Regions from separate parts of the Homo sapiens genome. Here region 2 is linked to region 1. The links are chromatin loops, found by intact Hi-C in ENCODE. Cell type or tissue: GM12878. All regions are shown on one strand. Links, peaks and the distances in the headings refer to the core of each region. The heading gives the core; the rest is flanking DNA. Region 1 has its middle 190 kb from the start of DIRC3-AS1. Region 2 overlaps DIRC3 (disrupted in renal carcinoma 3).

What was found. Peaks named below come from ENCODE experiments on the same cell type or tissue, not always from the same donor. Only the 100,000 strongest peaks of a DNase experiment are listed, where the experiment ranks them.
Region 2: it touches region 1 in a loop (2.4-fold over the local background); 1 of 110 quality-filtered maps calls a loop at or near these places.

Annotation. Positions count from the first base shown.
Region 1 is chr2:217,083,014-217,098,567 of GRCh38, forward strand. No RefSeq gene overlaps it. Among named protein-coding and RNA genes, the nearest start is that of DIRC3-AS1, 190 kb to the right of the region's middle. In GM12878, for the core only: no CTCF peak of the experiment used is centred there; a DNase peak (open chromatin) is centred at 7,308; H3K4me3 peaks cover 510 bases; H3K27ac peaks cover 825 bases.
Region 2 is chr2:217,438,603-217,454,156 of GRCh38, forward strand. The region is part of intron 3 of DIRC3 (disrupted in renal carcinoma 3); the gene reads right to left. Among named protein-coding and RNA genes, the nearest start is that of DIRC3-AS1, 160 kb to the left of the region's middle. In GM12878, for the core only: no CTCF peak of the experiment used is centred there; a DNase peak (open chromatin) is centred at 6,509.

The sequences.
Region 1 (15,554 bases), core at 5,682-9,681:
GTTCCCCTGAACTCTGATGCAGACAACATCTCCTTTTTATAAAAGTCATGTCATTTTCCCTGCATGCCTGTCTTTCATTTAGGGTTGTGCTTTCAAACTGCAGAACATTAGAATCATCTAAGGAGCTTTTAAAGATCCCAATGAGTACAGCATGCTATAGACTATTTAAATCAGAATCTCTGGAAAGTGGGGTCCAGGCTTCAGAATTTTATAAAGTTCCCCAGGTGATTTCAATGTGTCCCCAATGTATCAGGCCCTGACTTGGGACCTCTAACTTTGAAGTTTTTCAAGATCTTCCCTTTTTGTCCTAGTTCCCCTGCAGCTAAGTCCCCATTTTCTAAGCTTCTCTCTAAGTAATCTCCCCCCTGCTTCGTCTTTCCATCCCACATAGAGTTCAGGTCTAGGTTTATGCTCCTTCCACTCCTTCAGAATTTCAGAGCTGAAGGGACCTCAGAGTCCCATGGATGAGCCTAAATCTTCACTGTGTAGATGCAAAAGTGTAGGGAAGGAAGATCAGGATGTTAGGTATGGTAGGGCAGGGGCCGGAGCCACTCTCTGCTCTCACTGATTTGCAGAGCCTGAAAATCCCCCAGTGGTCACTGATCCACTCTGGAGAAAGCAACATTCAGATTGATTCACTGTCTGGAAAGGTAAGCTGTGGTCAGATGATAGAGATCCTTGAAATCTGCGTAATGATGTATTACAATTAAGACTGTAGACAATGGGAGCCACTGAAGATTTCAGAGCATCAGTGTGTCATGTCTGCTCTGACAGGGGTGGTTAGGGTGGAGAAAAGAAGAAAGACTCTTGGCAGTCAAACAAGTGAAGACAGAAAACCAAGCAAGAAGAGGCAAGCAATTCCGAAGGAGGTGAGAAGTGGAGGGGAAGATAGACATTAAGAGCACTGGTGGGGGGTACTTGGACCTCTCCTCCATCTCATCAACTGACTCACAACCAAGAGTCAAGTTTTCAAGGCTTGACAGCTAGAAGGACAATGTTGGCCCAAACACTATCAGCCTCAACAGACTGATAGGATGTTGAGGACGGAGAATATGAGCTTTGGCACAAACATGTGAGCCTTAAACTCTCTCTCTGGTGTTTCACTGAAGGCAGGGCCCCACTTCAAATTCCAGCAGAGAATTTTGCAGCTCGTAGCTGCCAGTTTGGGGGCACCTACAGAGAGGCAGTGCATTGAGGTGGCTCCCTGGGTTTGGAACCTGACTTGGTATTTTTCTAGTTTAACAGAGATGTTAAGCATCCTTAATATCTCTGTGCCTAAGTTTTCTCACTTCTAAGATGGAAATAAAACTGATACCCACATCACAGGGTTGTGATAGATGAAATGCTTTGAAACATAAAAATACTCAGAAGCATTCATGAGGCACAATAAATACTTAATACATAGTCGCTATTCTATTATTTTACTGTTTATGGATAGCTCATTCCTCATTGCCTAGGTCATAGTTCATAGCAAAACATCACTGGACTGGGAGTCTGGAAATCTTGGTTCTAGTCTTTTTTTTCTGCCAATGACAAGTTCTCTGAACTTGATTAAATCATATTTAACTTCTGCAAGCCTCCATTTCTTTTTCTATAAAATAGGAATAAATTTAGTCTACTTTGTCATGTGAATGTGAAGACCAAATGTCTTCCCCACATCATCCCCCTGCTTCCAGCTGCATCTAGAGATGACAGACCAGAGGAGAACCACCTGGAGTGCTGTTCTCCCCCAGAGGGGCTGGACAGGAGCACACAGATTTATCCTTCAAAACTTCCATCACCTGCTTATCCATTCCACCTCCTGGTGCCCATCTTGGGTTTTTTATTGAAGCTTTTTGCTTTTCTTTGGAAAATACCTGACATTTAACCAGAGCAATAGTTAGGAACCAACTTAAAGTCATGTCTGCCACACACTGGGGCTTTAAGACTCAAAGGACTACAATTACTATGGTGGAATTTTGTCCCAGGAGAAGGAGGAACTGCTGGTGTGTTGTTCTGGTCACCTGGAACTGATCAGAAGCTTGGACTCGGGTCTTGCCCGTATCACTGACTTACTGCTATGATGTCAGTCAAGAATTGGTTGCATAGGACTCCTTAGAAAATGAGGGGGCTAAATTAGATTTCCTCTACATTCCATTCCAGGTCTTCTATGTGTGCCATGGTTCTAAAATTCCAGTCAACTTGTTACAAAAATATAGGCATTTGGTATGAATTAAAAAGAAGAGCCATTCTAACAGAGTTGACCAAAGACGGAATGAGAAATTGTGAATTCCCCATATCTAGAAGGTTTTGAGTAGAGACTGAATGATTTTCTGTGGGTAGAATCCTGCAGAAAGAGAGGATGGCTAGGTTTCAGGGTACCTGCCAACTTAGGGATTAAGGGATTCTGTGCATTTTAGAGAATTGAGGGACCACTAAGGAATGTAATGCGAAATCTTAAGAAATGGAGCATCCCAGTCCTACTCAGATTTTGTCCTACTGGGGACCACATACCATGTATCTTTGAAAGGACAGTTTTGATGAACAGACTCCCAAGAAGGTGAGCCTGCTTTCATTGGCCTTGAATGGACCTCATGGCAGGAGGGGAGTGGGTGGTGGAGGCTGGGCTTCACCTTGTCAGAGCAGAGTCCTCAGTGCCAAGAGGAGGCAGTCTTCCCCCACTTAGCCTGGGACGAGGAGCTCAGGACAGAAGGCATAGGCTGATGGGAGGAAAAATTGAGTCACTCTTTGATGTTATTTTCCTGGTTCATGGACCTCTGAGAACACTTTTTACTCATTAGCCTGTCTAGACATAAGAACTCACCATCTGGGCTGGCCTTTTCCTCTTCTAATTTTCCTTGCTCTGTCACTTTTGCTGAAGATGGGGATGAGGTTGACAGCTGACACCAGCAAGTATGCTAGGACAGCATCGAAGCTGTCCTGTGGATCCCTGATTGGAGGCTGAGATGGATCCAGCATCCTATTTTTGAAGATTTCTGACTCTAGGCAGAGGGAGCCGTCAAGCTGAATAAAAATTGAAAATTTGGGAAGATGTGTGGTTCTGCTTTGAAGACTCTCTGACACATGCTCCACTTAACCACTAAAATGAATAATCTGCTTGTGTTATAAATAGGATGGCTTGAATGTGTTGCAAGGCAGCACTGTGGGTGGCTCAGGGCAGGTGTCGCCTGTGAAGGGAACTGACTGATAGAGGGGACTTGGTCAACAAATTCCCAGAGTCTTTCTGGCCAGTGGATCCCCCATTACATGAACTCATCCAGTGCTGCTGCAGTGACTAAGCCCCTCCTTACCACTTATCCCCAGGGTCCTATGCAGCCCAGAACCCTGAGGGCCTTAGAGAACAAGCTCAAAGGGAGGACTTAGGAACCAAGAGTTCTGGCTACTTTGTGGTTGTGCAGTCATCAGCTTGGAAAAAAGACAGAGAAATGTAAAGGGGAAACCCTGGCCTCTCTATCTCACAAGGGTTAGTGGTTTGGAGGGGAAGAAGATTGGAGCTCTTTAACAGAGCCAGGTTCTACGCAAGTAGTTACTCACGTATCTCTTTCTCCACCAATTTGGATCAACAAAAGAACTAAAACTGCCAAGCAGAAGCAGTGAGGTGCAGCTTGGACTTTCTGTACAGGCCAGCTGCTAAGAACTAAACTGGGGAAGGAGTAATAAGTATTCATTAAACACTCACATATATGATAGGCCCTTGAGGGCTAAAAAAAATCATGGAACCTGCCCTTAACTCTAATTTGGGTATTGAAGAGAAGATTGTCTTGCCTTATACTGAATAGATATTCAGTAATTGTTGAACTGACGAATATAATTTAATGGTGATTCAGCTGCAGTAAAGTCTGCATGGAGGAAGGGGGACCCTGAAACCCTCCCAATCTTAGAATTGGACAGCAAGTCAGGATATTACGTGCAAGTGTGAAACCACAGCTTTCAAAGACAATTCAAATGCTACAAGGTTAGGCATAAGGGAAAAGAACCAGGCTCTCCTAATCCTTAAATATTTACCTCCTTAATAGAGTAAGTTTAACTAGCAGTATGGAGCTCTGGATGGGGAGTTAGGAGAACTTTTCATTCATTCATCCATCTGTCACATAATATAAAGCACATATCATATGCTTGGCTTAGCACTGAGAGTAGAGCAATAAATAAGATAAACATAGTTTCTTGTCTTCAAGAAGCCGTTAGTCCAGGGAAGCAGTCAAACATTGAAAACTGATGTTTCAAATGTGATGAACATAATGATAGGGGAAATGCAAGGTGCCGTGAGTTAAATTTTTGATATAATCCAATTTTTGTAAGCCAGAAACATTCAAAAAGAGCTTAAAAATTGTCATGTACGCATTGTGACTATAGTTTTGCAAATTAACTGTTAATAAACATATATGATTGACACATGTAAATGAGTGTTTTATCCAACAAAGACTCACTCTGGAAGCCCATGTTTATATTTTGATGATATTTTTCTCACTACTGGTATATATTTCTTCTTTCTATTTGCATTAAAAGCTGTTCTTCTAACTATTTCTGCTGTTTATCCTTTGATGACAAGTCTGGCTTCTAGAGTTGCTACAAGTTGACCATGACTTTGTCTCTACCCTGCTTCATGAGCTTGGCAAGTTATGTGACCTCTCTGGCCCTTACTTTCCATAACCGCAGAATGTTCTCTGTGATTTGGTCCTGCTTAGACTGTTGTCAATCTGCTATCTTATTTTGGGGCCTCCAGCATGTGAACCTGCAGGCTGTTGTTTGGGAGGGGCTGTCTCAGTGGACAGTCGATGCCACTAACCTCTTCTAGAATAAAAGATCATGCAGGTGCCAAACACCTGCATTCACTAATAGAGGGAGTGGGTATTTTCCACCATTAGTGTTCAGATAATTACAGGTACAGACTTTATCATGTTTGGAGTTTGGCCAGTATTCTGTAAGTGATGCTTAGAGTGATTTCTCCCCACCAGTGCTGGGATCCTCCCTAGACACACAAAACAGGTAAGACAACTACCATTTGTGATTATCTTGGCCCTAGAGCCATGCCATTCCTCACCAGGCCCCTGAGAAAATGCAGACTGAGATCCACTTTGCTGAGGTTCCGAGGATCCCTGGGCCACAATGGGAAATGAGGTGCTGAGAAGCTCTGGGACCAGCTGGGTGTGCGTTCTCCATGATCAGGCAACACTGTGGCCATTGCGTTGATCAGGTCAGTCACAGAGGGCCTTAGAATGAATGTCCAAGTTGGTGGCTAGAGTAGTCCATCTGCTTTCATCTCCTCATGTGCAGGTGAGGAAATTGAGCTTAAGAGATGAGTTTGAGATCACACAACTTATCAGCAGCTGGCAGTGTCAGATCCACGTTCTCTTGAATCAGTGTTCCTCGTGGTTTTCTCTCCACCACAGCACTAATTTCAGGCTGAGTTTCCTCAGGCCCTCAGCCTGAAATTAGTCCCAAATGCATTCAATGCAGTAGCCTAAAGGATGAATATTTATTGTTTACTTCTGAGATAGATGGCCTCCTAGTTAATTTGTTGGCTCAATGATGTCACCAAGAACACAGGCTCATTGATTTAGGTTCCCCAACTTGCCACATGTATTTGCAGAATGCATGTTGTATAATTGCACATCATGTCTTCAAAGGTTGGAAATAAAAAGTGGTACCAAGCAGGAAATTTTCCTTCTTCTGCTTCTCTTTTCTTTTGCAAGGGAGTAATTTTTTTTTTTTTTTTTTTTTTTTTGAGGTGGAGTCTCGCTCTGTTCCCCAGGCTGGAGTGCAGTGGCGCAATCTCAGCTCACTGCAAGCTCCGCCTCCTGGGTTCACGCCATTCTCCTGCCTCAGCTTCCCGAGTAGCTGAGACTACAGGCACCTCCCACCACACCCGGCTAGTTTTTTGTATTTTTAGTAGAGACGGGGTTTCACCATGTTAGCCAGGATGGTCTCGATCTCCTGACCTCGTGATCCGCCTGCCTCGGCCTCCCGAACTGCTGGGATTACAGGCATGAGACACCGTGCCCGGCCGGGAATAATTTTTTTACAAAGCTCTTCAATAGACTTCCCTAATGGCCAGAACTGAGTTCCATAGATACCTCAACTTCAAGGGAAGCTAGAAACTGTGAGTTGTACATTTCAGTCTCTATTGTATGACGTGGGCAGAGGAAGAGGTGATGTAAATAGCTAAAGCATGGCCAAACGACAGTATCTGCCACAGCTGTTGAGCTCCCTCTGGATGTGTTAGTCCACAGGAGAATTAGGACCTGGGTTAGGTATCAACAATAACAGTAGCTTCATCAGTAGTCTGGGCTCTTAATTCCCACCTTTCTCCTTGGAATTTGCTCCATCAGGAATTAATGACTTAAAATATCTGCTTACATTGTCACCTCAGCCACTAGATTGTGAGTTCCTTTAGGAAAGGACTATGATTTATTTAACACCAGTGCCTGACTCATGAAAGACATTTTTTTTTAATGTGAGAAGGAATTGCTAATTTAGTGACAAATTTTTATTAGTTGGATGGATTAGCTACTTAATTAATGCAGCATTCAATTTACAGATGCACAATATTACAAAAACAAAACCTGATTCTTAGGAGTGACAAATCTGGAAAAGTAACAAAAAGGCATCTTAAAAAAATACAGGGATATGCTTACCAGTTTCAGAGGTATAATTATTTAAAGTTATTTTAGAAAGAAACTCTTCCCTTCCTGTCCCCATATTTTTGACTTGGCATCCAAGAAAGGGAAATTATGCCCATCCTTTTACCATAGATTCATATAAAAATACTGTACATGATTATAGTGATGTATGATTTCCTAAAGGAATGTGCAACATTTTATTTGATCTATACAACAAACTGGTGATGTAAGCAAGGAGAGATTAGAGGATCACATTTCCTGTTATGGGACAAAAATTAATAATATAGGAATAAATAATTTAGAAATGCTTATAGACTTATTCCTTTTCCAACCTCACCAAAAAGAATCCTGTAAATGCTAGTCCAATTTTCACCTCCTATGGTCTTCGAAGAGGAAAGATTCTTTTTGATGATAGAAGAGATAAATCTACGTATAACAGTACTGGAGGGTAGGGAGGGAGGACGGAAGTGGCAGAAAACTGTATGAGTAAGGAGTGAAAGAGGAAGCCTTTTATTTTCTCCCTGGAGATCAGAACCAGAGCAGCTACGATAAGAAAGTAGGTTGGAGACGCAAGAGAATTTGCATAAGTGTTTCTGAGAACCATATATTTTCATCCCCTTTAGTGTCTTCAGAGCGGCATGAATAATAAATAGAATTCCATCTTTGTTACTTTCAGTTTGGGGACATTGCTGCTTAAATCTGAAACTGCTCTGAGACTGAAGCACATGGGTCTCTGAGTTTATTAGGGTTACACATAGACAATGAAACACATGGTCAGAGAGGTTAAGAGAATGATCTATTAATAGTAGAACCTAACTACTGCTTAAAGCCCTATGCCATGCCTTATCCTTCCACTTCACCCTACAAAACTAAAGTGTATACATTTGTTTCAGTTGTTGCTGCTTGCTTGTTTGCTTTTCTGTTTTGAGCTTTTCTTTTCTTTTGTGGAGGGTAAGAAAGGTAAGCTTGTGTGCTCTTCCCAGTTCATGGAAGCTCGTCAAGTTTTCAGTTTGCATTATCAAGCAAATGCTTTGCAGGATCAGGAGTTTTTAAATTTCTTTATATTTTTTATTTTCCTTATTTTTGGCACCTTATCCAAGACCTGTGAGTCCCTCTGGGCTGTGTGTCTGAGAAGTGATAATTGAATTTCTCAGGGTGCAAGTCACTGGGAAGCTGAGTTTGCGGCATGTTAGCTTGGTATCTCTCTTTATTTCTGAGCACCCCCACCCTCTCTCAGGCCAAGTCACAGCTGAATGCTTCACATTAAAACGCACAAAAACATGAATCCGTAGGGCAATACACCAATGGAATCTTTAGGATTCAGACTCATAATAGTTCATCTCTTGCTTGGTCTGCCCTGAGGTTCTGAGTGAGATTATCCTGCTTGCTCACACCTTATTAATTTTGATTTATCTAAGGGAGAGATGTAGAAATGTCCTCACCTATGTTTGTGCTTCAGGTAAGTCAAAGATGTTTGTTTCTATCTACTTAAGAGAGTAAACAACTGAGTCTTGGTATAGTCAGGCATAGGCTTTGGTGGAGAGATTTGGATGCTTAGGCTCCTATTTGACAGAAAGCAAGGCCTGGAGCTGAGAACCCCAAACAGGTAATCCTTGGGAAGGTATGTCTGGGTGTCACGGTAGTCAGCTGAGAATGTAAAGTGCTGCCTATGGCTAAGGGTATGGGATAGACTGTTGCCTACTTGACCCTCTCTGCAGTGTCTACAGTGAGTTTTGTTTGTTTGTTTTTTAATGTAAGTGGTTGGGAAGAGGAGATCGATGGGAAAGTTACAAAAGAAACAGGAATTTCCAAAGAATCTGAGAACTTAGAGAGGTGAGAGAAGAGAGAAAGGAAAAGCACTGCCCAGAGAGGAGAGGCCAAGTTGGAGCATCCAGAAAGGCCTGCCACGTTCCCCTGTGACAGCCCTGCTCTGACAGGGTGAGGGCCTGGGACAGGAGGAGATAGAAGGAAGGGAGAATGGAAGGGAGGAAATGCAAGGATTCGAGCCTCCTCCACAGATAGGAAAAATTTAGACCAGGGATGCTGATGTCGCTTACTATGATTTATTGTCATTGTGTGGGTGTTCACACAGGGTGTACACACTTTCCATTCTCCCAGGTCCATGTGATCTGGACTCTAATCTGAGGGATGATCTGACAACAACAACAACAGCTGCAAAAATGTAGAAGGAACCCCAGAAGCTGATGGAGTTGAACACCTGCTCTAATGGAGGCAGAACATGGGAAAGTGGATTGAAAATGACCAAAAAGAAAAAATTTACCTTTAGTTTCACAAATCCCCTGGGCTGCATGGGGCCATGATCCGCATCTGGGGGTAAAATATCAGACATGATTATGTTTTGTTTTCCTTCTAATTGAAAGACTAGAATATAAAACGGAAATGAATGGTGAGAGGCTGGCATATCCAGAAAACAGAGAATAGATCTTCACAGATATACTGAAAATCCATGGGGAGAGATGTGGCTTGATGGTGGAGACAGGCGAAGCCATGAAGGGCTGACAAGTCATGACAAGAGTGGTGTGTTTTACCCTGTAAGTCATAGGGACTCACTGATGACTTTTGAGCAGGGGAGAAACATGATCAGGTTTGGGTTTGAGAACAATCATTCTGGTTTCAGGGTGGCAAGTGCAGCAGAGGATGGCAGGAGGGCATGGAAAAAGGGATACATCTCCATTCCATAGCATTGAACACTGAACTGTCCTCAAGTTCTAGGACTGCAGTGCCTCTGGTCCTTCCCCAGTGGCCAGACTTCCTAAATGGTCAGAACTGAGCTCCATAGACAGGTCTTTTTTGCGGCTAACGTCCAACCACTTTCTGACTTAGATGGATCCCTCAGAAATGGGAGCAAAAGCTCTTCTAAGTTCCTTGTACATACATATCAGGCATGAAGGTGGGATATTCTCAGAATCCCAGGAGGGAACAGTGATTGAGGAAACAAGGGCTCCAGGAAAAACATGCTTGGGATTTTATGGAAGAGTTCTGGATTCTGGAAGAAACTGGAAAAGAAGGAAGTGATCTGTCACTGGGGAAAAAAAATCAACATTTCTGGTTCTACCTTCTTAAATATAAGATTTTATCTCATCATAAAGGTCACAGTGACCTGGAAAATGAGGACTTCCATCACATTTGTACAGCTTCCCAGGTTTTACAGCTTATTTTCACAAGTGTACTTTATTCCATCCTCATAACTTCCTTGTGTGTTTGGTCAGCTAGATAAACTCTCAAAAGCCTCAGTGTCCTTGTTTGTTCAGAAATGGGATTAGTATGTGGCCTGCTCACAGTCAGATGGCTAATCAGCCCAGAGCCAGAAGCTGCTTGCAGGCTAATGGCCAAGCCTATCTCTCAGCACTGCCTCTGCAGCAGGCAAGGCTTGGCCATGTGTGGCTGTGTGGCTGTGTGGCTGTGTGGCTGTGTGGCCGTGTGGCCGTGTGGCCGTGCCGCTGTGCGACTGTGTGGCCGTGCGGCCGTGCGGCTGTGCGGCTGTGCGGCTGTGCGGCTGTGCGGCCGTGTGGCCGTGTGGTTGTGTGGCTGTGTGGTTGTGTGGCTGTGTGGTTGTGTGGCTGTGTGGCTGTGTGGCTGTGTGCTTGCTTGCATGTGAGTTTGCAAGTGATGAAGGGGAAGCGGGTAGCTGTTAGGGGCTGAATTGTGTTGTCTCCTAAAAATATGTTCAAGTCCTAATCCCCGGTACCTGTGAATGTGACATTATTTGAAAATAGGGTCTTTGCAAATAAAATCAAGTAAAGATGAAATCATTAGGGTGGGCCCTAATCCAACATTACTGATGTCCTTCTAAGAAGACAGAACCATATATAGTCATCCCTTAGTATCCACAAAAATTGATTCCAGGACCCCTGTGGATACCAAAATTTGCAGATGTTCAAGTCCCTTATATAAAATGGAATAGTATTTACATTAACTTACACATGTCCTCCTGTATGCTTTAAATCATCTCTAGATTACTTTTAATACCTAATACAATGTAAATGCTATATAAGTTGTTGTTATACTGTATTATTTAGAGAATAATGACAAGAAAAAAGTCTGTACATGTTCATTACAGATGCAACAATGTTGTTTTTCTGAATATTTTTTCCAAGGTTGGTTGAAACCATAGATCTGGAACCCAAGGATATGGAGGGTTGACAGAGTTCATATCCAAAATAGATAAGAAACTCATACAATTCAACAGGAAATAAATAACCTGCTTAAAAAATAGGCAAAAAAGTACTTACAAAGACATAGATATTTTTCCAAAAAAGACATACAGATGGCCAATAGGTATAGAAAAGATGTTCAACATCCCTAATCATCATGGAAATGCAAATCAAAACCACAATGAGCTATCACCTCACACCTGTTAGAATAGCTGTCATCAGAAGGACAAAAGACAACAAGTGTTGGTGAGGATGTGGAGAAAAGGGGATACTTATACACGGTTGGTGGGAATGGAGCTTGATATAGCCATTATAGAAAAGAGTATGGAGGTTCCATAAAAATAGAGCTACCATATGATCCAGCAATTTCATTTCTGGGTATATATCTGAAGGAAATTAAATCAGTTTTTAAGGAGATATCTGCCCTCCCAAGTTCATTGTATTGTTATTTACAATAGCCAAATTATGAACACAGCCTATGTCTGTTGGTAGACAAATACAATAAATTGTGGTATATATATGCCACAATGTCTTTATTCATATATATAGGAAAATTATTCAGCCTTAAAAAGGAAGGAAATCCTACCATTAGTGACAACCTGGAGGACATTATGCCAAGTAAAATAAGCCATGGACAGAAAGAAAAACACTACATGATCTGACTTATATGTGGAATCTAAAAGAGTTAAATTTATAGAAGCAGAGAGTAGAATGGTGGTTACCAGGGGTGGAGGCATAGGGGAATTGGGTAGAGGTTGGTGAAAGAATACAAAGTTTCACTTACGCAGGATGTGTAAATTCTGGAGAGCTAATGTACAGTGTGGGGACTAGAGTGAATAATAATGTATTGCAGTGGTCCCCAATGTTTTTGACACCGGGGACTGGTTCTGTGGAAGACAACTTTTCCATGGACCAGGATGGGGGGATGGTTTCAGGATAATTCAAGCACATTACATTTATTGTGTACTTTATTTCTATTCTTATTTCATTGTAATATACAATGAAATAATTATACAACTCACCATAATGTAGAATCAGTGGGAGCCCTGAGCTTGTTTTCCTGCAACTAGATAGTCCCATCTGGAGGTGACAAGAGACAGTGACAGATCATCAGGCATTAGATTCTCATGAGGAGTGTGCAACCTAGATCCCTCAAATGTATAGTTCACAATAGGGTTTGTGCTCCTGTGAGAATCTGATGCCACCACTGATCTTACAGGAGGTGAAGCTCAGGCGGTAATGTGAGTGATGGGGAGCTGCTGTAAATACAGATGAAGCTTTGCTCTTGCCTACCCGCCGCCCACTTCATTACCACGAGAGCTAGGAAGAAGTAAGGAAGGAGCCTCTGCAATGTGGCCCAGGTCCTAACAGGCCACAGACCCGTACTGGTCCATGGTCCAGGGATTGGGGATCCCTGCTGTATCATATACTTGACATTTGCTAAGAGAGTAGATCTTGTGTTCTTAACACACACACACACACACACACACACACACACACACACACGGTACCTATGGGAAGACATGGATATGTTACTTAGCCTGATTGTAGTATTCAGTTGTACATCTTAGATATATACAATTATGATTTAAAAAAGAAAAAGGAAACAGAGACACACAGGAAGAATGTCATGTGATAATGACAGCGAGTGTCATCTGCAAACCAAGGAACTCCATGCAGCTGCAAGTCAAGGAACACCAGGGCTCCACAGCCACCTCCAGGGCTAGGAAGAAGTAGGGAAGGAGTCTCAGAGGGAACATGGCTCTGCTGACACCTTGATTTCAGACTTCATGCCTCCAAAACTGGGAGAATAAACTTTTGTTGTTTTAAGTCACCTAATTGGTGGCACTGTGTTGCAGCAGCCACAGGAATTTAAGTGCACTTGGACCCATGGAAGTCGCTGCTGTGCTCTCCAGCTATCAGCTCATGAAGGCAGGACTTACAAAGAAACTCCTCTGCCCATCAAAGTGCATGTCAGAGCGTCATTGAATCTTAGGGGGACGAGTTAGCAAACAAAAACCTGCCTTCCTAACCAGGCAAAATGATAAAAGTTGATTTTATTCCTTACATCTCCTTTCGGGTTTGGTGTTATCTTTCAACACTGATATGCCAAAAGGTTCTATGGGGCATGAGAGAGGTGGGGATAGTCAAATGACTAAACCATTAGCAATGTGCCCACATTTCCTGAAAGACTGTGGGAGGACACAATATATGAAGTACCTTACCACCTATGCACATCATTCTAGTCAGAATACTAATTTGTTAACTGATTGATTTCTTGCCATATTATATAAAAAGTTAGGGTCAAAATTATCAGACAGCTCTACTCTTATGCTAATGGAAAAGGAATACTTTAGACATAGATGTTGTGAGCAAAGTGAAATTACACACCAGGGCAATTATGTGGAGATCTTGAGGCAAGGAGCACTCCTACCTTCTGATACAGAAAGAAAAGGGAAGCTCTGTCTGCTCTGAAAATACCCAATCTGGAAAGCTATGGATTCGATTATTTCCTTTATGATCCCCCAACAGAAGATAGATTTTCAGAGGTCCTACCTGGATACCTGGAGATGGGATGGTGGGTCTTGCTGAGCACCTGTAAGGTCTGGTAAGGATGACATAATTCAGGACTGGGCTGTTTTGGGCTTTCATTCAGTGAACCTGAATCCCATACTTCAAACCATTAGGAAGAGTCCTATGCCTCCCCAGATAACTATTCAACTAGACTATGGGTCAGTTGACTTCAGCTTGATGGATTTAGTGGAGAATAGAAATTATCTGCCCTCACTCTTCTCATAGAAGTCATGCAATCTGGGGTTTCTCTAACTTGCTGGGGTGAAGAAAAGGGGAAGAGGAGGTCAAAAGGGGGGTTGTTGAAGAGAAGAGGTACAGAAGAAAGAGATAAGGAAGTAAAAACCAGTCACATTTAAATTCTATCCAGAGAGAGCATGCATTTATGAGCATATGTGTGTCACATAAGTACGTATTCTAAGGCAAACCTAACAGGGAGAAGATTCTCAATGTAAGCACAGAACTTTCATCTGTGGTTGACCTCCTAGTGCCCCAAGTTACACGAGACCCTAGGGACAAGGGGGGCTTTGCTCCCTCAGGAAAAAAAGCCATTCTCTCATTCTGTGTCAAGACCCTGGAGGCTCTTTGACGTCAGAACTGCTCACCCCACCTCCCTTTGGCCTTTGGTGGATGCTGCTCCCAGACCCCCTTGGAAGTCCCATCCTTCACAGAGACGTTTTTACTGCTCTTATCTTCCCACAAACTACCCCTCTCCCAGACCCTAGGAAATCAAAGTGCTAGGAATGACATGGTGCCTTTGTGGAGAAATGAAGACGGTTTTGTCCCCGCAGGCTCCCAGAAGCCTGCAGTGATTGAGGGAGTTTGGGCGTGGCAAAGAGCTAGGGAGGAGCAGGGCCTTCAGCCAGTCCCATGGCCAACGAGAAGGTACCAGGGCAGCCCCTGCCCACATGGGGAAGGACGAAGACCCTCATCACAGAATTCTCATTCACTGTCTGGTTCACTGTTGGGTCAGTGTTGCCAGATCCCAGTTTTCTCCATGAGGTAGGTCTATTTCCCAAGCCATAGAAATGTTGGGGGAAGGAGATTCTATTGAGAAAGTGTGCTAGAAACTCAGAATTTGAAAATTTGAAGGAAATGGAAAGTTCATACAAAAAGACCCTTTGCTTCTCTCCCTTCCCCCCACAAATGGACTCCTCCTGCAAAACTCTTTTTCTATTACTGACGTCCACATGCCTCCAGTTATCCAGGCTCATAAAACATTCTCTGTTTCCTCCCTTAACCCTGCCTGCTCCAAATCCTTTGAATGTACCTTGGAAATGCCTCTCCGATTCATGCTTTTACTTAGCAGCTGTAAGTCTCAGTTTCCAAACTTGAAAATAATAATAGACCTACTTCATAGGATTGTTATAATGATTAAATGTGCTGATGAAAGTAAAACCCTTAGTGCAATGGTTAGCACATAGTAAGAGCTAAGTTAAAATGACCTATATCATTATTTTTATTATTATCCCCTTTGCCAGCCTTCTCTCCAAGTCCTCATCACTTCAAGCCAGGATCCTTGCAATATTCTCCTACTGGTGTTTCTGTCTGCAGTCACTCTTCTGTCCTGTAAATGAAGCCTGCATACTCCTGACATATTAATATTCCTCAAATACAATTTTTGCCATAGTATCCCTTTGCTTGAGCTTCCAATGATTCCAAATTGCCAGTTATACTGAGTCAATGTTCCTCAGACTAGTATCCCAGGCTCTCCTTTTCTAATACTACAACCCAACATAGAACTTCAACTCCAGCATTGTTGGTATGTCTCTGGCTTCAGCAAAGCTGAGGGAGCTTATGCCGCCTTGTCCATCCTGTATCAAGCCTTTTTCTTTTTTCTTTTTATTTTTTTGAGATGGAGTCTCGCTCTGTCACCCAGGCTGGAGTCACTGGCATGATCTCAGCTCACTGCAACCTCCGCCTCCTGGATTCAAGCAATTCTCCTACCTCAGCCTCACGAGTAGCTGGGACTACAGGCACACACCACTACGTCCAGCTAATTTTTGTATTTTTGCTAGAGATGGGGTTTCACCATGTTGGCCAGGCTGGCCTCAAACTCCTGACTTCGGATGATCCACCAGCCTCGGCCTCCCAAAGTGGCATGAGCCACTGCACCAGGCCCAGCCTTTCTTACTACTGAGATAATGCTACCTCTTTCTTTTCTCCATTCCCAATCCATTTGACCCAT
Region 2 (15,554 bases), core at 4,966-8,965, 350 kb after region 1:
CCTAGATTCCAGAACTGTGAGAAATAAATTTCTGTTTTTTATAAGCTTCTTAGTTTATGGTATTTTGTTATAGAAGCCCAAAAGACCAAGACACCCAGACACCACAACATCCAACAGAAAAGAGAGCTCATCTATTCGCACATGAATACACCTTTCATGGAAACCCTTCCATGGGATAAGGCCTTCTCTCACATCTTATTGCCCGTGCCCAAACCAATTCCTATCAAGAAGAACAGGACCACTATTGACTCGGATCAACCATAAATAAAGTTCTGGAGTTGAAGAGGGGCTCCATCTTTCCAGAAGTTCATAACTTCACAGAGGAAGGCAAAGGCCTGAACCCATCAGTAGGCCTTTTAAAAGAGAGGAAAGGGGGAGTGTGTTGATAGGTAGACTCACAGCTCTGTCTGCTACCCTGTAAGAGAAAATCCAGATTTCTGCCACAAAGTTTCTGTTCCTGTATTTCTGATTCACCCTACTTCTCTCCAGTAACTCTGATGTTTTTTGTTTTCTAATGTCTCTATATTTTTTATGTCTCCTGAGGAGGCAGAATATTATAACAATTAAGTACTTGAATTTAGAGTTAATTAATCCTGGATTTGAGGCCTAGCTCTACCATTTACTAGCTGGGAGCTTTTTCAAGTTACCTTATCTCTCTGGATTTTTGTTTTCTCACTCAGAATAGCAAATAATAATAGCAACCACTTATATAGAGATTACTATATACCAATCAGTCTCCTAAGTCTTTGCATATATCAACAGATTTAAGCTGCACAACAACGCAGTGAGATAAATACTCCTACTCCCCACTTTTAAAATGAGAGAGGCTGGGTGCAGTAGCTCATGTCTATAATCCTAGCACTTCAAGAGATCGGGGTGGGAGAATCCCTTGAGCCCAGGAGTTCAAGACCAGCCTGGGCAATGTAGCGAGACCCAGTCTCTACAAAAAACAAAAAACTTAGCCAGGAGTGGTGGTGCACACCTGTGGTTCCAGCTACATGGGAGGCTGAGACAGGAGGACTGCTTGAACACCGGAGGTTGAGGCTGTAGTGAGCCATGTTAGTGCCACTGCACTCCAGCCTGGGTTAAAGAGCATGACCTAGTCTCAAAATAATAAATAAATAAACCAAGGCACAGAGAAGTTAAGTAAGCTGCCATAATCACACAGCTTGTGAGGAGCAATGCTGTGATCTAACACTATAGAGTCTATGACCCCAATCACTTCATCATACTGCCTCTTTCCCCCGCCCCCCACCCCACCACCCAGGAGTTTAAGAGTGGAGATTTAATAGGCAGAAGAAAGAGAAAGGAAAACAGCTCTCTATCTAGTGTGAGAGAGAGGACTTCTGAGAGGAAAGGCCCTCATACTGTCTCTTAATGAAATACAAAGGCAATCAAAACAGTGCTCATAGGCTGAAGATTATTAAGAAGATAACACAGGTCAAACATTTAGCAGAGAGGCTTGAACACAGCATATACTCTAAATATTAGGTAAGAAATTCTACACAATCACTTCACATGTATACAAGTCAGCCTGGCATATAGTGAGAGAATTAAACACCCCCTTTCTGGTCCTCCTTGGGCCAAACTTCTCTCAGTTTCACAACTTGTTCTAGAACCTAGCCCGTGGTTTACTTACAAAGTATTCCTTTTACTTTCTTAGCTATTAATAGAACAAAGCAAAACCTCTGTGAGTACAAAATTATGTGATCCAGAGCCTCAGCCTGTGTCTACCTGATTGTGACCTAGAGAGTCCTGTCCAAATAATTCTCCAGATCTAAAGAAATCCCCCATTGCCATAAACTCATACTGGTCCTAATTCTGTTTCCGCAGCCATATAGTTCTACTTCTCATTTTATTCTCCTTCAAAAATTGTGAAGTATTTCTAATACAGGATATAAAAAATTCTAGAGAACAACTTAAAGCACACACATGTGCCACAACCAAAATTTTGAAAAATATTAATGTTATCATATATGTTTCAGGCCTTTTAAAAATAAATTAAACACTAAAATACAACTGAAGCCCCATCCCCTCATTTTCTTCCCCTTTTTGGTAACCCCACACATAAAGATATGTATCCCACTTCCATGAGTTTTTATATTTTTAGTACATTTTTATACAAAAACATTTATTATTGTTTTGTGTACCTGGTAACTTTAAAAATAAATGATGCCATACTGTTTATAAGATTCTGCTCCTTGCTTTTTAGTAAATCAATGTTTATTTTCACTTCTTTTGTGTTTTCTACTTTTATGCTTCTTTTTTAAATCTTTTTTTTTCTCCTTCCCTGTCTTGTGTTGGATTAATAGGGCTTTAGCTATTCTCTCCACATCAACGCCTTTTCACCAATCAGCTTCTGACTTACACGTTACATTGTATTTCTTTCCTTCTTTCTTTCTTTTTTTTTTTTTTGAGACGGAGTCTTACTCTGTCGCCCAGGCTGGAGTGCAGTGGCGCTGTCGCCCAGGCTGGAGTGCAGTGGCGCAATCTTGGCTCACTGCAAACTCCACCTCCTGGGTTCACACCATTCTCCTGCCTCAGCCTCCCAAGTAGCTGGGACTACAGGCGCCCAACACCATGCCTGGCTAATTTTTTTGTATTTTTTTTTTTTTTTTTAGTAGAGACAGGGTTTCACTGTGTTAGCCAGGATGGTCTCAATCTCCTGATCTCATGATCCACCTGCCTTGGCCTCCCAAAGTGCTGGGATTACAGGTGTGAGCCACCATGCCCGGCCTGTATTTCTTATATTTTAATGGTTACCGATAAATTGTTAAATATACATATATATACAGTCTTGCATCACTTAACAACAGGAATATGTTTGAGAAATGTCTCATCAGGCAATTCTGTCATTGTGCAAACATCGTAGAGTGTACTTATACAACCCTAGATGGTATAGCTGATTACACATCTAGGCTATATGGTATAGCCCATTGCTGCTAGGCTACAAACCTGTACAGCATGTTTTGGTAATGAATACTGTAGAAAATTGTAAGTATTTGTGTATCTAAACATATTTAAATATAGAAAAGGTATGGTAAAAATATGGTATTATAATCTTCTGGGACCACCATCATATATGTGGTCCATCATTGACCAAAATACTGTGCAGTGCCTGACCTCACAGAAATTTTTGCTAAGTTCTAAGTTTATTCATAATTTCTAGAATCCTCTTAAACAAAACAGAAATCTTAGTATGTTTTAACTAGTTTATTGAGCACTCCCTACCACCAACATTCTTTGATGCTATTGTCTAGACTTTTGGCCCCATTTTTTAATACAAAATTTATTTTTATGTAGTTAATAGTTAATGCACTTTTACTGAACTACTTTACAAATTTTTCTCTCTTGCTCCCAATTGTTCTCTCTGATTTCTCTTTTCTCTTTCTTGAACTAAATGCAAGGGTCTGGGAGCAGTAAATTTTCTTAGTCTTTTTGTAACTTAATGTATCCTTATTTTGCCCTCACAATTGATTAATTTAGCTGGGATGAAATTCTAGGTTGACTTTTTTCTTACTGCTATGAAGATATCAACTCATCTGCAATGGGGGTCTAATCTAGCTGAAGATCATTCTTTTGTGAATATAATCATTAATCCTTTGTGAGTAAGCTGTCTTTTCCTTCTGGTAGCTTCTAATATGCATTTATTTTTATTATTCATGTTCTACAGTTTCACTACAGTGTAAATAGATGTGGTTTTATTTTCATTTGTTCTGTTTGCATTTTATATGAACTTTCACCAAAAGATTCACGACTTCAATTCTGGAAACTTACATCATTCTCTATTTCTTTTCCCTGGAACTCCTAATCAGATGCATACTGGAGTCTCTCAATCCATTTCTATTCCCCTTAACTTCCCATACAAACATTAATATGTTTGTATGCATATATATGTATAATTTTTCTTTTTGTCTATATTTTGTTTATATTTCTGAGTTCTATTTTCCCATTGTAATAGATTATCCAGAGAAACAGAACCAATATGGTGTGTATATATATAGAGAGAGATTTGTTATAAGGAATTGTCTGACACAATTATGGAGACTTTCAAGTTTAAATCTGCAGTGTGGGCCAGCAGGCTTGAGATGCAGGACAGCTGATGGTGCAGATGAAGTCCTATTAAGTGATCTGCTGGAGAATCTCCTCTTACTTGAGAGAAGATTGGCTTTTGTTCTATTCAGTCCTACTCATCTGATTTGAAGAGACCTGCTCATGTTATGGAGGGCAATCTGCTTTACTCTGCCAATTGAAATGTTAAATTCACCCAAAAATATCCACACAGAAACACCCAGAATAATGTCTGACCAAATATCTGGGCAACCCATAGCCCAGTCAAATTGCCACATAAAATTAATTATCACTGCCACTTAAATACTCTCTTTTTATTGTTTGCTCTAAACTCTACTTCAGAATTTATTCCATTTATTATTTTTTAAAATAGCAATTTTTTAGTACACAATTTACTATTGTTACTATATTCTCTTATATAGGTTTAATTTTTGCTTTTTTGTTTCATCATTTCTTATTTTATCTTTTAATTTTTTATTATACTTTATCTCTTTGACAATCCTAAAGACTTCATTTTAAATCATTTTCAAATTGTCCTATCATTTTCATTTCATCTGACGTGAATTTATTTTCCCACATTTTATTTTGTTAAGTGCTTGTCTTATGGTTAATATTCCTCACGTGTCTCGGATTTTGGTTTTGTGGTTCATGTTCTATGAGTCCACTTCAGGTTATATATGGGCAGTTTGGGATTTCTATCTTGGTGTGATATTAGGAATATCAGATTTAATCTCTGTATCAGTCCATTTTCACACTGCTGATAAAGACATACCTGAGACTGGGTAATTTATAGAGAAAAAGAGGTTTAATGGACTCACAGTTCCCCGTGGCTGGGCAGGCCTCACAATTATGGTGAAAGATGAAGGAAGAACAAAGGGACTTCTTACATGGCAGCCGGTAAGAGAGAAATGAGAACCAAGCAAAAAGGGATTCCCATTATAAAACCACCAGATCTCCTCAAACTTATTCACTAGCACTAACAATATGGGGGAACCACACCCAAGATTCAATTATCTCCCTCCAGGTCCCTTGTGCAACATGTGGGAATTATGGGAGCTACAATTCAAGATGAGATTTGGGTGGGGAAACAGAGAAACCATATCAGTCTCTAAGCTAGCCGGTGCCTTGACCCAGGCCTTCCCTCAGGGGCTGTGCTCCACCTTCTTCTGCCTTCCTAGACATGCAGTTTTATGTAAGCCATAGATTCATGTTGCAGCATTTTTCCCCAGCCTCTTCATGACTTGACAGCAAAAGCAGAAATATGGGGATTTCTATACCCAATTTTAAACTAACAGAATTGCATATGCAGCTTCCTCTGCCTACTTTTTTGACCCGTGGCCCCACAGGGCTGGAGATTCAACTACATTGACATGGCTTGTATTTTACCGATCACTGTGATGGGTCAAAAGCAGAGTAAAGGCCTCAAAACGTGAAGTGATAACATGGTTTTGACTAAAGTTCTCCCATTTCTATTCTCCCTCTATTGTTACAGCTTCTCTAATGGTTCTCTTTGTATTCCTGGCATTCTCTGGAGGCTTCTGATAAAAACAGGGTCTTTAATTGCCCCCCTTTTCCAGTCAGGTCCCCAATAAGAAACAGATGTTGTACTCAAAGGGGGTAATTGAGGAGAGTTTACTAAAGGGACTGCTTGCAAAGATGTAGTCCAAGCTAAGATAAATTGGAAAGGATTGGTGAAGCTCCCAAGCCAACAACAACAGGCCTAGTAGAGAACTATCACTGTGCTATAGGAGAGAGCTGCCTGGCAGGAGTGCCAGCCTTTGATAGAGGAACATGGTCCACTACTGAACCTTAACTTGGTAAAGACAGAGACCAAGGAGTAAATACTCCCAACTCCTTCTCCTGCCCTTTGTTCCTCTGCTTCCCATGGGCCAAACTCAACAGGAAATCAGACTGCAAGGGACCCCTTAACATAGTCAAGAAAGGTCAGCCTCTCAGGGCACAGAGTAGGGCAAGGAGTGGATCTGGATGTGGTAAAGAAAGAACACACAGAATACAGAATAGCCCAAGACTACATTTCTCAGGTCACTTCCATCTTCACATTACAGAAATAAATCATCTTCCTTTTCCACTTCCCCCTCTTTAGCTAATGCCTTTTTTACTTTTTTTTTTTTTTAATTTCATAGGTCATTTCTTGAAAGAGTTGTCTAAAGGCACTGTCTGCACTTTATTCTTATTTGCTACTCAACCTCCTGTTGTTCAGTTTCTGACTTTATAGCCCCCTGAAATTTCTCTCCAGGAAGTTACTGATTTCTTGCTGAATTATAAACCCAATCCAAACTTTTGGATGCTTATCAACTGCATTGAGGCACTCCTTGCCTAAAGTCTCCTCCCCTCTTGATCTCTGTGTGACCACTTTCTCTCAGTTCCCCTCCTTTGAAACTGCAAAGGCAGCATGTAAGAGGAGCAACTACCTGGGCTGAATTAAGACCTGAAGGCCCCAAGGGAATGAGGCTAGTGATAGCCAGAGGTGTGGTGCAGGGTTCAGGGTGGGGAGCATGTCCTAACAGAGGAAACCACAGATGTGGTATCCATTGCTTCTTATTTGCCATCAGTGACTGCATGGTTGACCACCAAACTCTATAGGGTCACTCTGAAGAATAGAAAAAGCTGAAGTGGTCTAGAAGAAATTAGATTTTCTATAGGAAAGACATAAAGAAAACTTGGCAGAGGTATCTGTTTTTAAAAATACATAAATCTCGGCCTCGACCAACACTTATTTGATGTGACCCTTTCACCCAAGACCATTTCTTCATCCCACTAGAACCTCAGTTCTCAGCACTGAGCAATATCAGCTGACAGCCTTTCATCCAGCAGGACAACAGAACTGTGGGACCCCAGCAGAGACAAGGCTGTCAGTGAGGCCTGTCCTGGTGGGCTGTCATCCCACGTGGAGAGGTGAGAAAAGTAGGGTGGAAGAGGAAACGATGCTGAAGACTGAGGAGGCAGGTGGAATTCAAAGTTGGTCTTTTTTTTTCTTTTCCAAATTAAAGAGATGTTTTCTCTGCCACAGCTTCTGGGCCCTGATACAGCAATAAGTCAAACACCAGCATTCATCCCCTTGCAAATGGGAACCACCTCCCCACCTTGGAGCACAGACAGATTGTAGTTGAGACGCCCAGTGGAAAAAGCTGAGTATGGCTGGGCAGCCTCACACAGGCCTTTGCCTCTAGATCCCCTTGAGCTCCCTTCCCAAGAGTCCTTGACAAATATGCAGGGCTAAGAGGCTGTCCAAGGAATGCAGCCGTCTCAGCCATTCATTACCAAGGCTCAAAACCACAGGGGCAGGAAGAGCAGACAGAGCTGGGTAGGATCCGTCTCCGGTGAGGTTTGGAAATGGGAGATACCCCTGACTGGGCAGGCTGAATTGATGTGGTCTGGCCTAGGGGCAAGGGGATGGACAGAATGACCATCACCACTCTCAGCCAGCCTGGTGGGTCTATGAAAAGAGATGTTTGATTCATTCTCGGGCTCTACCCAAGTGACTCTGAAATATTCCTAGACGGTTGCCAGGACAGTCAATAGTGGGTGAAACAAAGACCCAGAAGCCAAAATTCTGGGCTTCCAAGCTGCTTCCTTCAATCTTCTTTAAGTGTTTTCCTTTATGTTTGTTCCTTTATGGCTTGTTCCCCTTCTCTGATAAACTGTAAGACCCCTGAGGTCAGAGGTGCTTTCCTCTCCTGCCCACTCCTTCCCCTTCTGCTTTCTTTCTCCTGCAAACCTGTGCTAGGACACCTTAAAAAGAAGGATTCCTGATGGACTCAAGATGATTTATCTAATTTGCAACTGGTCAGCCACAGGGCTATGGAGAGGGTGAGCAGGATTGGGGCTGGCAAGAATGATAAGAAGGAACAAACCTGGAACCATGATTACTCATTCATGGTCTTCCAGTTTACACTCTACTGTGATGACCATGAAAGAGAAAAAGAATTAGTAAAAAAGAAAAAAATACATAGACAGACTGCCCTCCCAGACACAGAAAAATTATTTTCTTACCCATAAGAAAATTCCATCAAACATGAAGATTAAATAGGGACCTAAAATCTGATACCTACCAGTATCTGGACACACCTGGATCCTGTGGAGGTGGCTCTGGGCAGACAGACAAGTTGGAGGGGCAGATGGAATTAGTCAAGTAGGGAAAGTCAGAGTGAATAAGTCAGGAAAGCCCTCCCACAGGAAGAATTTTGAGTAAGGATTTGTGAATGAGAAATCCAGAATAAAAAGAGGCAGGTATAGTTCTCTACAGAGAACTACGGCCAGCAGGGGATATTCACATGAGAGCTGGGCATGCAGACCAGGACCAGGAAACATTCTAGGAGAGCCCAAACATAAGGGGAAGTGGGCACATAGTGAAATGGGGCTGGGGGAGTGAGGTGATGGAGAGACGCTGTCCTAAAAGCTCAAGCTGAGGAGACTGGATTGAGTACAAGGGGACATTGGGAGCCAAGTCAGAGATCCATCCCAGCATCTCTGGAGGTCTGTAAGAAGCTGTGGTCTCTCTCTTCTCTCAAGGAGAATTGCAGGAGCTCTGATGCCTCAGAATTTCCCATGCAGGCAGACCAAGGGGAGAAGGAGAGATGCTTTCTCCAAAGAGCTCAAGAGGAGTCAGGAGAAGGTGAGATTAGCAGCCAGCAGGAAAAGGCATGGACCTCTGGTAAAGCCTTTAGAGATATCTTCCTTTCTCCTGCGGTGGGTGGGGGGAGGTTGTGATGGATATAAAGAGGCCTGATGGAAAGTCTGGATTTACATCAAGTGTGAGGGGAAGGACTCTGGGAAGGACGGCAGTACAGGAAAGTCAACACGTCACTGGCCTTCATTGTATTGGCCACCCAGGACTGAGTTCCGGCATGAGGCTTGTCCATGTTGTTTTTTGTTTGCCCTATACCCACAGCACAGATGGCCCATGGTGTGGAGGAGGCTCATTTCAAATCCATCATCAGTCATCTAAAGCGCACTAAAGTTCAACAAATGATTTCAAGTTCATCTTCAGTCAACTTCAGTGGACTTTTAAAATTCAACAAATGATTTTTCAATGTCTATCTCAAGCCAGGCACAGGTTTGTTACTGGAAAGCAACACAAGATGTTAACAGAATGGATGTTTCTGTCCTAGAAGAAATGTCTGCATTCTACAAAGAAAAATGGCAGCCAGGCACCATGGCTCATGCCTGTAATCCCAACAGTTTAGGAGGCAAAGTCAGGAGGATCATTTTAAGGCCAGGAGTTCAAGACCATCCTGGGCAACATAGCAAAACCTGACTTCTACAAAAAAAATGTAAAACATAGCCAGGCATGGTGGCTTGCACCTGTCATCCCAGCTACTCAGGAGGCTGAAGCAGGACGATTGCTTAAGCCCAGGAGTTGGAGGTTACCATGAGCTATGATTGCACCACTGCACTCCAGCCTAAAGCTAGGCAACAGAGTGAGACTCTGTCTTTAAAAAAATAATAATAATTTTTTAAAAAAGGAAAAATGGAAACTAAACAAGTAAACAAACCGGCATAATCATTTAGTTGCTGCTAAATACTCTGAAGAAGATAAAATATCCAGGCCAGTTCAGGCATGGTGGCTCACGCCTGTAATCCCAGCACTTTGGGAGGCCAAGGATGGTGGATCACAAGGTCAGGAGTTCGAGACCATCCTGGCCAACATGGTGAAACCCCATCTCTACTAAAAATACAAAAATTAGCTGGGCATGGTGGCGGGCGCCTGTAGTCCTAGCTACTCAGGAGGCTGAGGCAGCAGAATCGCTTGAAACCAGGAGGCAGAGGTTGCAATGAGCCGAGATGGCGCCACTGCACTCCAGCCTGGCAACAGAACTAGATTCCATCTGAAAAAAAAAAAAAAAAATCCAGGCCAAAGAGGGAAGGAAGTGGCATGCTAGAGAGTGACTGGCAGTGCCAGGAGGTGAGCAAAGGCCCCTAGGAGGACTGGATGTCAGTGCTGGGACAAGAATGGCAGCAAGGGGCAGCCCAGGGGAGAGGTAGGGGGAGCGCCCCCCCAGCAGAAGGGAGAAGCACGCTCAATGACCAAATCTGCCGCTGGTGTTTCAGGAAAGGGGTCCTGATCCAGACCCCAAGAAAGGGTTCCTGGATCTCAAGGAAGAAAGAATTCAGGGCAAGTCCATACAGTAAAGGGAAAGCAAGTTTAAGTAAGTAGAAGAATCAAAGAATGGCTACTCCATACACAGAGCAGCCCTGAAGGCTGCTAGCTGCCATTTTATGGTTATTTATTGATTATATGCTAAACAGAAGGTGGATTATTCTTGCCTCCCATTTTTAGACCATATAGGGTGACTTCCTGACGTTGCCATGGCATCTGTGAAGTGTCATGGTGCTGGTGGGAGTGTAGCAATGAGGATGACCAGCGGTCACTCTCGTCACCATATTGATTTTAGTGGGTTTTAGCCAGCTCCTTTACTGCAGCCTGTTTTATTTATTTATTTATGACCCGTATTTTGTGCCGACCTCCTATATATCCTGTGACTTAGAATGCCTAACCCTCTGGCAATGCAGCCCAGTGGGTCTTAGCCTTATTTTACCCAGTTCCTATTTAAGATGGAGTTGCTGTGGTTCAAATGCCTCTAACACTGGGGCTTATAAAAAGAAAATTAGTAAGATATTCAATGTTCGGAGTGAGGGCTGTGGATAAAATGTCACACCCACAGACAGAAGAGAGGAAAGAAAAGTAAGCTATTGAATGTTTAAGTGGGACTTAACAGAGGCCAAGATAGAGAGAGAGAGAGACAAAAAGAAATGGGCAGCGGGAGAGCAGCATGTCTCCTATGTGTGTGTGTCTGTGTGTCTGTGTGTGTGTGTGTGTCTGTGTGTCTGTGTGCGTGTGTGTGTGCATGCATGCAACTCTCATAGTTAATTGGCTTGTGCCCATGGAGTCGGTAAGAGTGCGGCCACTAAGCTCACGCCTGAACACTGCTATAGGGGGCTGGGCAGAGGCTGAATCTGTCTCCAGGAAAGTAATTTACAGGAGTGGAGAGAAAAGCTCTGTGAGCCAGCGCCTGGGGCCTCTCCACTCTCTGGGACAGATCGCTGCCTGTATTTTCAGGGTCTGTCTTCCCACAAGATGGTCAAAGCCTCAGGCACAGGGTGCTCAGTACGTCTACAACAGCCACATCAAGCAAAAGCACAGATTTTCTTTGCACCCTCAACCTTTATTATTGTTTCAAGTCAAGGAAATAGGGAGATGGCTGACACTGAACACTGGACTAATTTCCAAGATTTGTGGGTTCCAGGCCTGGCTGTCCCACTAACTCCCATATTACTTTCCCTCTGTGGGTTTTACTTTCCCTATATAAAAATTAGGAGACTGGATGCTGATTTCTAAGATTTTCCAGCTCTGATAGCTTCATAAATATAGGAAGTTCATAATAAGAAGAGATACATGGGAACTCTAAGCAGCTACAGCATAGCAACATCAAAAATCAAATGGACCAGGGAGATGAGATATATTGGTTCAGAAAGTATCTGGCTGCAAGTAGCAGAAAAAGTAACGAAGAATGGCTTAAGCTAAAAGGGTGTTATTTTCTCTTAGAATAACAACTGAATAGGTATAACCTCGAGTCTATGCTAGGTAGGAAGGAAGTGAAGTTTGGTTAGGGGTGATGGGTATTCAGCTAATGCACTTGGCGGATAAGAAAAACATGATGACTTCAGAGGCATCTGGCAAGCAAGGGAGAGAGGGCCAAAGAAGACCAGTGTGGTCTGTGCAGGGATTCAGTGGTTACCATATCAGAGGAAAAGTTTTGGGAGACAAAATCACCTGCAGGTGGCCTTGAGACAGGGTTGCTAAAGTGCAATGAGGAAAAAGAGGAAACCAATCTCATCTGGACTTTGTTCCTTTCTTAGCATCCCTTAGAGATCACAAACTCTTATTTTTATTTTATTTTAGTTTATTTTTGGGAGAGATGAGGTCCCGCTATGCTGACCAGGCTGGTCTCCAATTCCTGGCCTCAAGCAATCCTCCTGCCTCGGCCTCCCAAAGTGCTGGGATTATGGGTGTTCCAAGCCAACCACAAACTCAGTCATCCCCACTCCACCCTCTTCTGCCTTTCCCGACAGATACATCTAGAACATTAATAGAAGAGGTAGCAGAGGTGAGAACACATCAGCACAGATACCAATACCAGCCTGCCCTGAGTGGACAGTAACCGGCCTGCAAATGGCAAAGCTAGGAAGGAAAGGAGGCTGGTGGCATTGCAAGTCTGTACCTCAAAAGAGGAGGCATTGGGGTGGCAACATTGCCAATGGGCTAGATAGAAGTAAGAGTGAGAGCCAGAAGAATCTACCCCACTGTCTGCCAGGTATACCACAGAAGCCAAGCAAACTGCTTCTTTCCTGGGGAGGGTCTCTGTGCTCCAAGAACCATGCTCATCCTAGCAACAGGAAGCTCTTTAGTGCCAGCCTGTTGCAATAGACTTCAATGGCTATTTCTCCTGTTAATGCCTTTTCTGTTTTGCTCTCTCAAGATCTTAACTGCAACTGCCCCTATTACTCCAACTGAGATTACAATTTTTGAGAAACCTGCAAACAGGACAGCTTTAGAGTGTACCCCAAATACAAGGACACAGAATCAAATTCCATGAACCCCTATAAATCATGAATCCACTGGAATGGAAGCCCCATGGGGGCTAGACTTTGCTGTTTGCTCACTGATGATTCTTGAGTGATAAGAACCAGGCCTGGCACATAGTAGGTACCTTCTATGTGTGTTGAATAAGAGCAGCTGTGTCAGAGAGCTGCTCCAGCACTGCACCCAGTAACATCCCTCCCTGCCAGTAATCAATCATCTTGCCAAAGACCAGGTCCTTTGACTCTTCCTTGCCTCTGGTGAAGTTTCTGTGCACCTGAGGTTAGGAAGTGAGCTCTCTTCCTCTTCACAGCCTGGCGTCCTAGGTTCCTTGCCTCTCATAGAACTCGTTCCTATTTCTCACGAGGTCTTAACACTCAGACACCCAGCTTGCCAGCATTCAAACATGATGCTTTCCTCTGCGGCCTGGAAGACAACCATACTTGCCTTCTCGGGGTCAAAACAGCCTCAGAGCCTCCCAGAAGCCAGCTCTTGGGTTTCTGTCCCGCCCCCTCCCCTCTGCCACTTGCTAGGAGTTTCCACAAATGCTATGGCCATGACTCATTTGATGAGGCACAAAGGGGTCAACAGGTGGAGGGAGCAAAGAGTCCCAGGCTGCCAGAGACTGGACAGCTCAGGAGGAAGCAAAGTCTAGGCAAACAATCACTCTTGTTTCCCCACTGCCCCACCAGCCCACCCATTCCTCATGGTAACAAAGTGGATCTGAGGTGAAACATCTGTTTTGCTTTGAGCAGATTTCATTTGTCTTTTCTTTTTCTCCTTTGTTTTAACCTCTCTCTGCCACTAGGAAGCTTGCCAGATCAACCTCACTTAATCTATCTCCTCAGGGACAGTCAGCCTTCTAGAGGGACATTTTCCAGTTGACAGACTTTAAGGGATGATTTGTCCCTTTTCCTCCCTTGGACTACCATGTATCTGAACTGAGATCAGAGCATTAAACAATGTCTGCCCATTTCATTCACCCAACAGTTTTCTATTGAGAGGGAAGTACAAGCCCAACACTGTGCTAGTTGCTGCAGACACAATGATCAGAAAGACAGACATGGTCCTTTGGAAGCTTGCACTTGTATTCCAGTGCAGGAGACAGAAAAAGGAGCAAACCAATAAATAAATAAGTCACCACAACTTGTGATACATGCTTAAGAGGTTAATAACCAGGGTGTTTGGAAAGCTAATCATGGGGGCAGAGTCACAGAAGGTCATAGAAGATCAAGAACTTCATTTCATGGAGACGACATTTAAATGGAGAGGACGACATTTAAACTGAGGATGACAAAGAGATAGCTATGGAAAGAAATGACTGAAGAGGATTTTGAGAAAAAAAAAAGAGTAATGACTATAAGGGACAGAAAAGAGCTTAATGTTTTGTTATAGAATTCTCAGAATTGTATAACAAAATTTGTATAAAAACTCTACTGACTTAAAACAGAGCTTAGTGAGGCAGAAGATAGTAGCACAATGAGATCAGAAAGGAGAACAGAGGCTAGTGTGGCAAACCTTGCAGCCCGGAAGGAAGCTTAGATTTTATTCAAGGTGCGCTGGGAAGAACGTCACTAAAGAACTCTGAAGAAGGTCATGGGTTCCCTGAGAGAAATCCCTGGGGGCCTTACTAGAGTGACGCAGACTCACCCCTGCCTCATCCCCCAACTTTTGTCCTCACCTCCTCCCCCCATGCCCAGTCCCAGCAACCGGGGGGTGGGTGGGCTAAGATCATGTTTAATTATTTCACAGATTCTTCCCTCCTCTGATAGGGGCCATGAAAAGACATACAGTTCAAATCAGTCCATTTGGCAACCTCTGAGCAACTGGAAATTTTGGTCAATAGTCAACACTCAGCAAAAATGAGATTTTTGAATTATTGGAAGTTTCAATGATCCAGCCTCTACCTGTCTCCCATGACTGTGAATAATCCCAAATTTGTTATAGGACAGCACAGGCTTTCTTCAGCCAGAGGATGTTAGCCAGATATTTCTACTCTGGATGGCTACAAAAAATGATATCTAATAACTGCCCAGACTTCTTGTGGTTGGAGACTCATGATACACCCAGATGTGCAGAGAAATTGTGCTTCTTTAAATTTTTATAATGGATATGACACTCCCCAGATCAGTGCTTTTAGATAAAATGTTCAATGAATTCTCAGACTTCATTGCTCTCCCACCCTTTCTTTTCCCAATATGGTTTCTGGGCATAGGGGAATGGCTTCTTGTGTCCTAAAAGCAGTGAGGAGAGAAGAGGCCCTTGCATCCACAGGTGCCCTCTGGATTCTTGGTGATCAATGCTGTAGAGTGGGACCATTTAGGAAGATGGTTCTATACTGGCCAATCTCTTGACATTGGCTATGGAGGGCCTTGGATGACGCAACTCAATTGTCTAATTTCTCTTTTGGTTTGGCCGCAGCCCAGTAGCCCTAGCTGGTGGACCTGGCCCACCTTGGCTCCTGCTTTCATTATGGATGGTGCTGAGAGCTGGCTGGGACTTCCTGTGGTTCTAGTCCAGGTGAACCATTCCATACCTACAAGGCCTCTGTAGCCCTGCTCCAGAAACCCAGTCCCACTGCCCTCAGTGAGCTCATTTTTAGCATCTCAACTAGCTTCCCATCCCCAAGTCTAAATCTCGTCCATACCTCCCAGGACCCAGGACAGCTTGAGAGAACAAATCCTTTGTTCTTTCTCTTCCAAATAATGGGGACTCAATCAATTTTACTTTGATGTGGCCACTGCCAGGTTGGTGCTTTCCAGGTGAGCCTCTCCAAGAGGTGGGGAGATGTTTCCTAGTCTTCAAATTTTATTAAATCTAGATATTTTGGATCTTTCTTAAGTGATTGCTCTCACCTGTCATTCCATGTCCTACTCATCGT